2 separate regions of the Homo sapiens genome follow, and region 1 is linked to region 2. A link is a loop called in an ENCODE intact Hi-C map of the cell type or tissue named here. Cell type or tissue: CD14-positive monocyte. All regions are shown on one strand. Links, peaks and the distances in the headings refer to the core of each region. The heading gives the core; the rest is flanking DNA.

Region 1 (6,806 bases), core at 718-5,717, 80 kb after region 2:
CACAATAACGTCCATAGCAGAGCTGTCTCTAATCATGTATTCATTCAAATCTGCCCGTGATATGCCAGGCACTGGCCTAGGCAGCAAGAATCAGTCAGCATTAAGAAAATAAACAAGATCCTTGCCCTCATAGAGCTTCTGTCAGTACCTCTTGCCAGTCTCTACCCCTTATACTCTCCCATCATCTCCCCATCCTGCCCCACAGACATCCTCCCAATGCTGGGGGCAAGGAGAGAAAACACCAAAACACAATCCTGCTTCTCTCACCTGCACCAAACCCTCCGGGGGGGCCCCACCACCTCTCCCAAAGGCACTGCATTCCTCTCTCTGCCTTCCCTGAAGGTGACTACTCCAGCTCCCGCACGCTCATTAATTTCATGCTCCGTCTCCTGTGTGACTGACCTACTTTCTGCTCTTTCCCCACGTGGCTGCCCAGTGTCTCTCCCACACCTGGGGCCGGGCTTCCCTCAGCCGCTCCCTCTTCCCTGCAGCGAGATGTTCCCTCTGAGGCCTTGTCCTCCCTACCCCATTCCTGGAGCAGAGGTTTCCGTGGCCCTGGGGAAGGCAGTAACACAGGCCTTAAGTGGGCTCCCTGACTCTGGATTCAAACCTCAGCTCCCTCCCTCTCAGGTGCAGAGTGCTGAGCAAGCCACTGCCCAGTCTGAGCCTTCACTTCCTCATTTATAAATAAGCCTGCTGTGCAAGGTGGTTGTAAAAAGATACCATTGGGAAAAGGGTAGACATCACAGGTATGGATTCAAAAATATCCCTTGTCCCAATCCCACCCACGGGCCCCTGCCCCAGCCGGAATTCCACAATTTCCGAGGAAGCCTGCCACAGCCCCCTCTGCTCCAGGGGTTCTCCTGTCCTTCCCAGCCAAGCCCCTTTCTTTGCCTACTCTCCTCCTTCAAAGCTGTTCCGTGAAAGGGCCGTATATGAAAAGCAGCCTCAAATACTGAAGGAGCCAAGAAACCAAAGGCGGCAGACAGATTCAGTTTGTCGGTACTGTGAAATTGATTATGGGAACTTATAGACAGAAGCATGGTCTTGGATGGCCACAAGATAGGTGGATCTCCACCCAGCAACCCCCCAGACCCAGAGCTTCTATACCACAGGAAAAGGGTATACGTGCTTCAGCAAGACTATTAAAGGCAGCCCTCTAAAACAGGTGAGATGCTGTATGTGTGATAGCTTATAATTTGTATGATAACATCAAGGTTGACTTTCTTACACAAAGGACAGTAAATAAAACGGGAATCGGGGGCATTCACAGGACTGGAGCTAATCAGAAGTCAACATGGAGGATTAGCATCCAAGATGGAGTCACTTTTGTCTCCACAGAGGCCAAGCACAGGGTGCTCCCTCTGAGCAGCCCTCCCATGTTCACCATGTTCACCCCCCGATCCCCTCACACAGCAGCCTGCGTTTCTTTATACCTCCTACCTCACTCGGGAACAGACTTGAGGCAGGGCTTTTAATTGGTAATCCTCATTTGGCATTCATCACAGAGACTTACATCTGGGTTTTTCTGGGAGAGCCCTAATGTCAAATATCCTGCATCTCGGAATAAAAACAATAGTAGCTAACATTGACTGTGGGCTACTTCAGACAGGCACTTCACCAAGACTTCACATGAACCAGTTTGTTTAATCCTTATGATGATCCTATGAAGTAGGTAATATTATTACTTCTGTTTTTCAGATGAGGAAACAGAGGCACAGAGAGGGGGAAAACTTGCCCAAGGTGCCCAAGGCACACAGGGCCCAACCCCAAACCATTATTGAAGCAGCTGAACTGTTAACTGCTGCTTGTATTCAGAACTGGCTCAAAAATCCATTTGAAAAAAAAAAAATGTGTCCTACACACTATATGTAACTTTCCATATGGCAAATAGGATTGTTGGTCCTCTTCTCTCAGGCAGGAGTTAATGGCAGAGTTGAAGCTTCTAGAACTCTGTGCTCTTTCTAGTACATTGGGCTGGAACCAGGGAGCTCTGGGTTCCATGCACATGGTCTGGAAGGCCAGTGTCTGTGCTAGCTCCCGGCAGGGGTCAGAATGCGTGGCTGCTCTGTGCACTGGGTGTGTGCTGGGAATGCAGGGGCCACAGGGATCATCTGATGAGGGGAAACAAGGACACTGTTTCACGGGATGAGGCAGTACCCCGCTTTGGAAATGCAGTGCAGAGTTGCGGGGACATCAACCAGGACCTGTCCATTCTGCAAATCACATTCGAAAATATGGCCGGGGGGCAGGGACAGGGCAGCCATCAACTGCAATGCAGAGCATGGCTTTCCACCCGCCTGGCAGGCGCCTGAGCTCAAGGAAAAGGGCCTGGACAGTGGTTTGCCTTCCCATGGAGTTATGGGGAAGAAGAGGTGCTGAATCCCTATAACACCCCTTGAGTAAAGGGCTGTAGACAAGACGTTTTGTCCAATAGAGTTCATTTAGTTTTAATAATGCATATTTGTTTTCTGATTATAAAGATAAAACATGCTTATTGTGAACATTAAGAAAAATTTAAAAAGTCATCTGCAATCCCACTATTCAAAAATAAGAGCTAACACTTTGGTCCTTTTCTCTAAGCCATTTTTCAATGCCTATGTATTTTTATATCATCAGGGTTCTAACAGTACCATATATCATGAGTATTTTCCCACTCTGAAAACTGTCCAAACCATGATTTCTAATGATTTTGTAATGTCTGGTCATGTGGGACATCCTATAATACATTTAATCATTCTCTTCTTGTTGAATATTTAGATCACTTTCTATTAACCCCATTTCAAAACTGCAATGGCTGTTAGGGCAAGAAGTTATACTGCCCAGTTACATAAAAATGAAGAAATAAATGAATAGGGTCAGTCCAGATGTTTAAGGGTGTGAACAGCCAGAGAGGGAAGTTTGGATCTGATGCCGTGGTCACCCATGTGGGTGGAAGGTCTTGAGCAGGCCATCAAAATGCTCTTTGAACCCTCCCCCAAGGCAGGTGTTGCAGGGAGAGCCTTGGCTTTGAGAATGCTGGCAGAGGGACACTCCTCCCAAAGACTGGCCTAAGGGACAAAGCTCGGCAGGAACCCTGGGGGAACTTGCCAACCTCGCTTCCCTGGTGGTGCAGGACTGAAAAAGGCACTCGCTCTACTTTTCACAGCATTCAAAAGCAGAACTGTCAAAAGCTGGCCCCCAAATGCTCATATTATGTGGGAGAAAGTCTTGGGGAGAAAATGAGGAAGGAGGGGAATTATGCAATTGAAAACATGTACCAATCCAGACAGAATAATGAAGCACAGACACAAGATTCTGCACTCAATGGAAATTGCATTTAGCCATGTTTTGTGGTTTGAGAAAGAGAGAGACTGACTCAGAGAGACAGATGGAGACACACAGGGTGAGGAGAAAGAGAGGGGAAAAACGGAAAGAGACAGATGCAAACAGAGAGTCCGCAGCAGCCAGATGGAGTCCCACCGAGGAGAAGATTGGGAGCAGAGAGGCTTGGGGCAAATGGCTTTGTCTTCTCCCTGTCTTTCTCTCCTGTCTTTGCACCTGGGTCTTCAAAGTGTCAGCCCAGGGCCTAAGCCACTTCGGACATGAGCAAGAAGGAAACCAGGAGACTTCCCTCCTCCTAACTGGAGGTTTGAGTTTGTTTTGATTTTTTTCTATTTTTAAAAAATATTCTCTGTGTTTCCAAGTGTTCAAAAAACAGATCACCCATGGAATACTACTTAACAATAAAAAAGAATGAACTATGGATACACAGGACACCTTGGATGGATCTCAAGGGCATTACGCTGAGTGAAAAACATCAGTCTCAAAAGGTTACATACAGTATGAGTCCATGTATATGACATTCTAGGAATGACAGAATTGTAGAAATGGGGAGCAGATTAGTGGTTGCCAGGGGTTAGGGATGGTGAGAGGGAAGGGGGTGGCTATGATTAAAAAGGGTAACATGAAGAAAACCTTTGTGGTGATGGAACAGTTCTATATCTTGATTGCAGTGTGGTTACATGAATCTATCCATGGGATAAAATGACAATGAACTATACACACACAAGTTACCAATGTCACTTTCCTGATTTTGATATGGTACCATTGGGGGAAACTGAGTGAATGTCATGGGACCTCTCTGTATACCATTTTTGCAACCTCTTGTGAACTTATAATAATTTTAAACTAAAAGTCACCCCCCAAAAAAGTTACAAAAAATAGATCGTGTACTTTTCTTATAGTCAAAAAGTTATGCTAAAATGTTAAGTACCACACAGATGAAAGCTAAAATAGTTATGACAAAATATCATAATTTAAGGGTTATAATCCATATAGAAAGTCTTAAGCAAAAATCCACCCTGTTCAGAAGGCTGAACAGGAACCAACTGGAGGATTTGGAGAGTGTGATTGAGAGGGAAGTGCACTCTGCTTCTTCCTGGCTGTGTGACTTTGGGTGGGTCACCTCACCTCTCCGGGCCCAAATTCCTCATCTGTACAATGAGTTGCTGTGCAGATGAAAGGAGACAGCCCTTGTGAAGCACACAACATTCAATAGATGTGAAGTCCCTTCCTTCCTCGAGCCAGCCAAGGGCTGTGACAGGTGCACTGGCCTGGGAGGGCCCTGCCTTCACCTGCTGGGACCAGGAAGGAAGGTTGGTGCTGAAAGGCCCTTAGAATCCCATATATGCCACCAAGCATGCTATAAAAGTTTTTCAGCCCCACAACAGTTGGAAACAAATACCCATTTTTCCCTGAGAAGGTTTTTCTAGAATTATATTTATCTTTAAGAATAATTTTTAAGGCCATCACAAATGTGGTGGCAGTGAGAGAAAAATCGTATGGCTTCAAAACAGAAACAGACAAAAACAGTAATTCCATTAGTATTTTTAAATGGTAAAAGATGAAGATAAATCTTTCTGCTATGGTAACTGTAAAACACGAGAGATAAGTCAGGTTTTGAAGGGCAGTGATGCTGGCAGCTGAGGGTCACCTGTTCAGAACAGGCCATATCGGTGGGTGCACACGCAGGGGTGGCCTGAGGAGGTTTGGGGGAGCAGTGGAGAAGCCCTGCATTGCATGAATGAACTTGCAGGCTGAGAGCCACTAGGTTTGAGTGGCTGATTCACAGATGAGACCCAAAAAAAGAACGATGTGCCTCAAGTCCTCAGGGCCTGCATGTGGCAGCTCAGGCCCTGCTTCTGGAAATACATCAGCTTAGGGAGTGAGGCTGGTTTTCAGAGGAGCAATGTCTCCTCTTAGAACTGTGACAGCGTTTCAATGACACTTTTCAGTGTACAAAATGCTTCTAGAGAGCTATTTCCTTGGCTTCTCCCTCCTACTTTAAGACTCCCTCCATCCAGGCCCTGCCTAGTGCCCAGTGGAAGGTCAGCCGTCGGCCGCTTCAGCTCCTCGGTGACAGCAGCCCACTCCTTGTTGGACAGCTCCTGTTGTCAGAAAGCTCTCCTCACCAGCCAGTTGTGATGTCTCTGACCCAGACAATCAGCCCCACACACAGCCTGTCACTCCGCGATTTGAATTCCATGCCTGTACATTTTAAAGATGAAAACATCTTTATGAGTCCCTTGTTGAAATGCAAATATGGCTGTGAACACCTAAAGCCCCACGTCAGGGAAGACCTTTGAGATGGAGTGTTGGCAGGAAGCCCTGTGATGGAGACTAGAGGCCAAGAGGTCTAAAGACACTTTTTACAGGGGGCTCTTTGTATCCTCCAGGGCCTGAGTCACCTTGGGGAATAAAAGAGAAGGATCCATAAAGGCAGATTCCTTTCCTTCTTGTATCTGCAAGCCTGGATGCTGGGGGAAAAAAAAAATCCTATCTGCAGTCAGAGAGTGTCTTCCCTGGGGAGATTCAAGGGTCCAGAAACTTCAGATCAAGATGGTGCTGTAAATTCATGCACCAAACTCACAGCAATTATATAAAAAGATAGATTCAAAACAGGAATAGCCATGCTCAAAATCAGAATCAACATTTTTGTGGATCAGAATTTCAATAGAAACACAAGGGGCTACATAATGTGGAAGCCAGGGGTCTGGCACCAGAAGCAGGGGAAGCAGCCAGGAGTTTGACTCCCTCACTGCCTGAGGGGCTAAATGAGACCCTTGTGAGGCCAGGGCCAAATCTCATGATGCTGGTTCAGTGACTGGACATGTGAAATTCCCACCACCATTACAGGATGAAAGCCTTGAGTCAGCAGCCTAAAACCTGGCTCTAGACAGGGTCCCAGGAGTGTGGGGAGAAGCTATCAACCCACTAAGCAGAGTGAGTATGTACAGAAAAATAAATCCCACTTTAAAAAAGCCTGCAAACTAAAATTCCAAAACACATGACGAAAATGAATGCAGATGTAGACAGTCAACAAAACTAATAATTGGCAGAATGAATCCACTACAGACAAAAGTGAAATAATAGAATTATCTGAAAACAATTTCAAAATAAATATGTTTAGACTCTTCAAATAAAGTCAGGAATAACATCCATACATACAAAAGAATAATAAATTATAAATTAAAAACAAGCAGAAACTAAATAAAGCCATTTAGAAACACTGGGAATGAGAAACATAGTTGTTGAACTAAACTGGAGAGAAAGAATAAATCTAGATTAGACATGGTAGAAGATAGGATTAATTATTTGGAAGCAAATGAATTGTGCATTTCACCTACGTTGCAACAAGAGATAAATGATAGGAAAGAGCATTGTAGAAGTTAGAGGAGGTTGGAATACAGCAGACAAGTTGCAGACACTGTTAATGCCCAGCCCACATTCCCTTGGCTGACCCCAGCAGTCACCTGAAGATGGGC
Region 2 (6,806 bases), core at 1,277-6,276:
CTCAAACAATCCCAGCGCATGCCTCAATACCTCAGCTGACTCGCCCACTCCCAGTGAGGAGCACACACCACACAATTCTCCCAACACACACTGCCATCGGCAGACACCCCCCACCCGGGGCTAAGGTGGCACTCCCCTCGCCCTCAAGAGACTGTCTCCTCCCTGTCACTTCCCCTCCTCCAGTCTCAGCTCCCCAGCCCCTCCCAGCGCTCAGAATAGCCCCTGCCACCACTGCTGCTGCCACCGCTGAGCCATCAGGGCCCGCCAGAGCCTGCTTCCCAGTGCTTGCTGCCAGCTTTCCCGGCTCACTCAGGGCAAGTGAGGACAGGAGGACGCGCTTCTCTGAGGCTTGATGGGCATAGCTGCGCTGCATCCCCAGAGCCCACCTGGAAAAAGTCAGCCATCCTGGGATTGGCTGCTGCCACTTGCTCAGGACCTGTGTGCCCTGGTCCTCATACCCCCGGCTGAAAGCAGAGAGGGCTGCCTCTCAGAGAAACCCAGGTCTGGGAAGGAAGAGGTTTGCTCAAGGAAGTGCAGTGAGTTGGGAACAGAGCCAGACCACAATCAACCCAATCATTCCTAGCCCATCATGCAGGAGCTTGAGAAGACCCTCCCCTAAACCACATGGTTATCAAGAACCCCCACCCTGCCAGCACTGAGCAGAGCCTGGCTGATATTTAATGCCACCGTTGCCAGGAAAAAGGAATAGCACAGAGATGATGTCTGGGGACACCTCTGGAGGGGAGGGGAAGGGGCTGGTGACCAGAGGAGGCCTCCAGGGGCAGAAAGGGGGAGTGTCTGCAGAAGCCAGAGGGGATATCAGGACAGCTGGGAGCGCCTCCAGGACAGGCTCAGGCCTGGCCCCTGCAGGGACAGTGACAGGGAGTGGGTGGGGCTGAGCTGAGGAGGCTCAGCTGAGGGGGACAGTGCAGCAATGCAGCCCCTATAAGAAGACCCAAGGCCCCTTCGGCGGCCTGCACAGACCACAGACCAGGCCTGGGCAGAGAGTTCTGCTGGCTCTGGGGAGGCAGCTTACAGCAGCGACTGCTGGGTGCCCAAGAACATGGAGCCCAGGCCCAAAGGACCTTGTACCTTCCTTGTCCAGGAGGCTGTACCACCACTGGCAGGGTAGAGAATCACTGGCATAGTGATTAAGAAATGAATGCCAAAGTGAGCTCCTCTTACAGGCCAAGCCCATTCTGCACACCATCCCATTCAATCCTATATTCTTATCCCCATAAGGTTCCCCAAGCACTCACTAAGTGCTGGCCCCTGTGGAGCACCTGACAGGCATTACCCAAAAGAATCAGACTCCTAGGAGCAAGAACTGGGCACATCTCGTTCACTGCTGTGTCTCTGGGGCCTAGAGCAGAGGCTGACACAGAGGAGACCTTCTGTAAATATCTGTTGAGTGAAGGGATGTGAAAAGAAATCACAACCACCTGAGAGGCAGAAAGTATTATTCCCATTTTCTGGATGGGGAAAGTGAGGCTGAGAGAAGGGAAGTGAGTAACTTACTTCCCTGGAACTCAAACTAGAGTCTGGGTTTGCTCCTTGCATAGCACCGCGGGGCAGGGAAAAAATGAGCTTGGGGCAAGTAACTTCCCTTTTCTAAGTCTCAGTTTCCTCATCTGGGAAATGGGAATGGCTGCACTTACATCAAGATCCCATATGTGAAGTGCCAAGCACAAAGCCCTGCAAAGAGTATGTCAAACATCACATGTCCTTCGTCCTCCTCCTCTGCCTTGGGTTTGTCCTGATAGTCTAAATTTCGGCAGGACCACACCTGGGAGCTAAGATGCCTGTATGTCACCCCCCTTCTGTACCATGGGAAGGAGGTATATTAATTTGTTAGCACTGCTGTGATAAAGTACCACAAACTGGGTGGCTTAAAACAATAGGAATTTATTGTCTCACAGTTCTGGAAGCTAGAAGTCTGAAATCAAGGTGTTGGCAGGACCACACTGTCTCTGAAGGCTCTAGGGGAGAATCCTTCCTTGCCTCTTCTAGCTTCGTGCAGTTGCCAGCAATCCTGCATGTTTCTTGTCTTGTAGACGCATCATTCGAGTCTCTGCCTCGGTCTCAACATGGTGTTCTTCCCCGCCTGTGTCTTCACATGGCAATCTCCTGTCCATCTCTGTATCTTTCCTATTCTTGTAATGACACCTACCATATTGGATTTAGGGCCCATTCCATTCTAGAATGACCTCATTTTAACTTAGCTAATTATATCTGCAGAGACTTTATTTTCAAACAAGTCTATATTCTGAGGTTCCTGGAAAGGCAAGAATTTTGGGGGGCCACTATGGAACCCATTGCAAGAGATGTAATAGAAAATGTGTAGGATTTGGAGACAGGCAGGTCCAGATTTGAATTCTGCCTCCTTCACGAAGAAGCTATTTGACTTTGGCCTTCTCTGAGTCGTCTTGTTTCTTACCCTGTAACGTGAGGACAACAACCTCGACCTCCCAGGGTTGTTGCAGGGAAAAGATAAGTGATGATTTGATGGCAGTGCCCGGCAGAATAAGACCTAGTATCTCACTGTGGCCTCACTGCCTGCCATGTCCTGCCCAAATGTCCTCTCCTCTGGATTGTCCTGTCCCCAGGGCCTCCAACAGTGGTGTGAAAACACTGGGCTGCAGTATTCTGCTACTGGCCCTGCTCTTGGCTAAGTCACTTCTTTCTGGAACTCTGTTGCCTCATCAGTCAAATGGGTGGAGGACCTAGGCAGATACTCTCGAAGCTTCCATCTGAGGGTGATGTTCACAGAGTCTTGAGACCTCCTTGCAAAATACTAGTTTGGAACTCTAAAGACACAACCATCACTATAAGAAGTCACTGAAAAGGGAGTGAGCTTTCTAGGAGAAAGCTACCCCTTCCAGCTTCCCTCCTCCCACCAGGCCCTCCCAATCCCCACCAGGCCATGGAGGCAGTGGACCTTCCCAAGTCAGTAAGCCTCCACTTGTGAGGACCCCCCAGACTTGCTGCTTCTCCCCTTGGCGGCCATAGCCCCAGCACTGGTAGGTGACTGTGGAAGGAGGTAGCTAGTACCAGCTCCATTAAGGACCCACTGTGTAGCCATGGAATGGTTACTTACCTCAGTTTCCCCATCTGCAAAATGAAGATCACATCTATCCCACTCCCCCAGAGGAGGTACAAGAATAAAAGGAGATAATGAGGTAGGGAAGGAGCTATGTGGCCTCTGAAAAATTGTAAGTATTTCTCTCTCTGGCTGACAGCTTGGCCTTGCCCTGTGTCCTCTAGATGCATGGCCAGCGTCACCACCTCCTCAACTTGACTGTTGGTCTCAGGGCCCCACCACACAGGGAACCCTGGTAGAGAGGCTGGCGCCTCCTGGTGAATTAAGATAATTAGAACAACCAGCCCTGCAGAAGTGGCTGACGGAGGGAGGGAGGAAAGGCCTCCTGTGTGCCAGGCACTGTGTTGTGTGTTCCATCTTATTTAATCCTGAAAGCCACACTCTGGAGTAGCCACAGCTATTCCCATTGCAGATGGGGAAACTGAGGCAGCACTCCTGAGGAAACTTCACAGTGCCATTGTGAGAATGATAATAATAATGACTGCTATGGTCGAAACGTTTAAGTCCGCCCCAAAATTAATATGTTAAAATCCTCACCTGCAAGGTGATGGTATTAGAAGGTGGGGCCTTTGTGTGGTGATTAAGTCTTGGGGCTGGAGCCGTTATGAATGGGATTTGTGCCTTTATAAAGAGGCCCTAGAGAGACCCCCTGCCCCTTCTGTCATGTGAGGTTGGACCAAAAAGTCAAAGTCTATGAACCAGAATACAGGCCCTCACCAGACACTGAATCTGCCAGCACCTGGATCTTGGACTTTCCAGGCTCCAGAAAGGTGAGAGGCACATTTCTGTTGATTATAAGCTACCCAGTTATAGCAGCCCACGTGACTAAGACAATGACGAGAAAATAATGTATCAAAGCACTTACTAAGTGCACCCTTTATGCAAAGTGAGTCCCTGGCTCTCACTTGATCCTAAATTAATCCTAGAGCCTGGGATTATTTTAGAAGGGACAGCAGAGGCTCAGAGAAGTAAAATAAATTTCCCCAGGTCACAGAGCCAGAACCTCAGCCCATATTTTCCAGCCCCGAAGCCAACGCTTTCATGGCTACAGCTGCTTTCTCTCACCTGGTTGCTGCCTGCACAGGTGGGTGTTGCCAAATAAGTGGGGCACAGACTTCCCAGGCCAAATGGAGCAGACAGGTTGGCAGAGAGGGGGCATGCCCTCTTCTCCCCTTTGTGTTGTGTGAAACATGCTTAGCCCACACCCTTAACTTCTACTTTTAATTACTGCAATTTAATATTTGGGTTAGAGTAAGTGAGGACAAGCCAAAAATGTGGTCCCCACCAATGCTGTCATCCTACCCTTTGTAAACTCTCATCAACCAGCCGATAGTCCCTCAGCTGGTCTGACCGCCCTGGGACCTGGTTCCGGCCCCAGGCTGCTTTGCAGTCACTTCTCTGCTGCTCCTCTGGGTGCTAGGCATGGCCTGAGCAGGGCCCCACCACTATGACCACAACTCTTACCCGCAGGGCCCAGGCCAGCCACGTGTGCCGCCCACATTCTCTCTGCAGCTGCCGTTCAGAGGCCCTCTCACCCAGTAGAAAGACCTCATGCCGTGCGTGCTTATCCTAGGCCTACCTGCCTAACATGCTTTTCCTGAACCTTCATTTTTATCTCCTGATCTCCTGGCCTCTGTCCCTTAACATGGAGAGTGCAGGAATTGAGCCCAAAAGGCTTGGGTTAGAATCCCGGCTGTAACTTGGTGACCTTGGACATTTCATTTCCCTGAGCCTCAGTTCCTTAGCAGTAAGACAACACTGGCGTTGGCAGCAACAGCACAGGACTATTGTGAGGATGATAATAATAATAATAATAATAATGACAGGCTGGATGTGGTGGCTTATGCCTGTAATCCCAGCACTTTGGGAGGCCGAGGTAGGTGGATCACTTGAGGTCAGGAGTTCGAGACCAGCCTGGCCAACATGCTCACGCCTATAATCCCAGCACTTTGGGAGCTCGAGGTGGTGGGATCACTTGAGCCCAGGAACTCCAGACAAGCCTGGGCAATGTCCCTACAAAAAAATCAAAAACTTAGCCAGACACAGTGGCCAGTGCCTGTGGTCTAGCTACTCAGAAGGCTGAGGTGGGCCGGGCACGGTGGCTCACGCCTGCACTTTAGGTGAATCCCTGTCTCTACTAAAAATACAAAAATTAGCCAGGCTGGTGGTGGGCGCCAGTAATCCCAGCTACTTGGGAGGCTGAAGCAGGAGAATCACTTGAACCTGGGAGGCAGAGGTTGCAGTGAGCTGAGATTGTGCCGGTGCACTCCAGCCTGGGTGACAGCGAGACTCTATCTCAAAAAAAAAAAAAAAAGAGACAAAAGAAAATAACAATAATATTTCTCAAGAACATATTAAGTACAGCCTCTGTGCTAAGTGATTCCATGGCTCTCACTTGATCCTTCATCAATCAGGAGAGGTTGGCATTATTTTACTGTCATCCCCATTTCACAGATGAAAAGGGGGAAACAGAAGTTCCTGGCACATAGTAGGCACTTGACAAGTGCTGATTGTTTCTATGGCTTTTGGTTTTTCAACCATCTAAATTCATAAATTAAACCAACTATTCTCAAGCTGAGCTAGAGTACACAGCAGTTGTTCCTACCTGTGGCATCTGTAGGTGTCTGGCTTGCTCAGTGACTCTAGCTTGGCAAACGGATTGCCCAGGCTGGCTCCTTGTTCTGAGATATCTCATCCAAAGATCTCATCCATCCAAACTCATAAAGAGCCTATGCTGGGGTCAGGAGATGTGGGCCCCTGGGCCAACTTGACCAGTGTTTTACTTAACTCCTCCGAGCCTCAGTTTCCTCTATTTATGTTGCAGAGAAGAGTAGTAGGAGTGGCACATAATAGGTGCTTCTAAACTTTTGGCTCCACAACCTCTCCATATGCCTTAGTCATTTGCATGAGATATAATTAAAGACCAATTCAAAACACTGACCAGCCAAACACAAAAGGGAGCCATTAACACAGTGAACAAATCAATAGAGAGGGGGTGGGTGAGCAAGCGCTCTCCTGATGTCACTGGATGGGCCCTCCGTCCCCACATTGCAATGTGTGCAGATATGCTACCTTCTTGCCTGCTGGGAAGCACAGAGTTAAATCTTGTATCAAACACAGGAACTATTCTAAGTGTAGGTTTGTAGTTCATTCTCTTTTCCCGTTGTATTACAAAGTTCTTACTTCTTTTCCTTACTTAATGGTTGTATTTTTATTGTATGTGTCATTTTATAAAAATCAGAATCTACCCAAATCCCTTTTTATGGAAGTAGAGGCATAAATGATGAGGGAGGAAAAGTAGTACAGATACAGGAAGTCAATCCACATACAGGGTGAGACAGAACTCAGGCAGCTTTCTCACATCCCTGACCAACGCCTTTGAAAGTCAGCTTGTCTGTCACCTCTTCTAAGAAGCCTCCTTGGATCACTTTGGATGATGCCTTAGGTTTCTCCAGAGAAACAGAGCCAACTGGAGATAGATTAAACAGATTGATTGATGAATAGATAGATAGATAGATGATAGATAGATAGATAGATAGATAGATAGATAGATAGATAGATAGATAATGAGGAAACTGGCTCACACAATTATGGAGACTGAGAAGTTATGGAGGCTAAAAAGTTCCACAGTCTGCCCTTGCAAGCTGGAGGTCCAGGAGAGCCAGTGATATTGTTTCCAGCCCAACCCCAAGTGCCTGAGAACCAG

The links. Peaks named below come from ENCODE experiments on the same cell type or tissue, not always from the same donor. Only the 100,000 strongest peaks of a DNase experiment are listed, where the experiment ranks them.
Region 1: it touches region 2 in a loop (1.8-fold over the local background); 4 of 110 quality-filtered maps call a loop at or near these places.

What each region holds. Positions count from the first base shown.
Region 1 is chr1:41,271,416-41,278,221 of GRCh38, reverse strand. No RefSeq gene overlaps it. Among named protein-coding and RNA genes, the nearest start is that of SCMH1-DT, 32 kb to the right of the region's middle. In CD14-positive monocyte, for the core only: no CTCF peak of the experiment used is centred there; a DNase peak (open chromatin) is centred at 3,251; H3K4me3 peaks cover 2,936 bases; H3K27ac peaks cover 3,984 bases.
Region 2 is chr1:41,351,724-41,358,529 of GRCh38, reverse strand. No RefSeq gene overlaps it. Among named protein-coding and RNA genes, the nearest start is that of FOXO6, 6.3 kb to the left of the region's middle. In CD14-positive monocyte, for the core only: no CTCF peak of the experiment used is centred there; no DNase peak of the experiment used is centred there.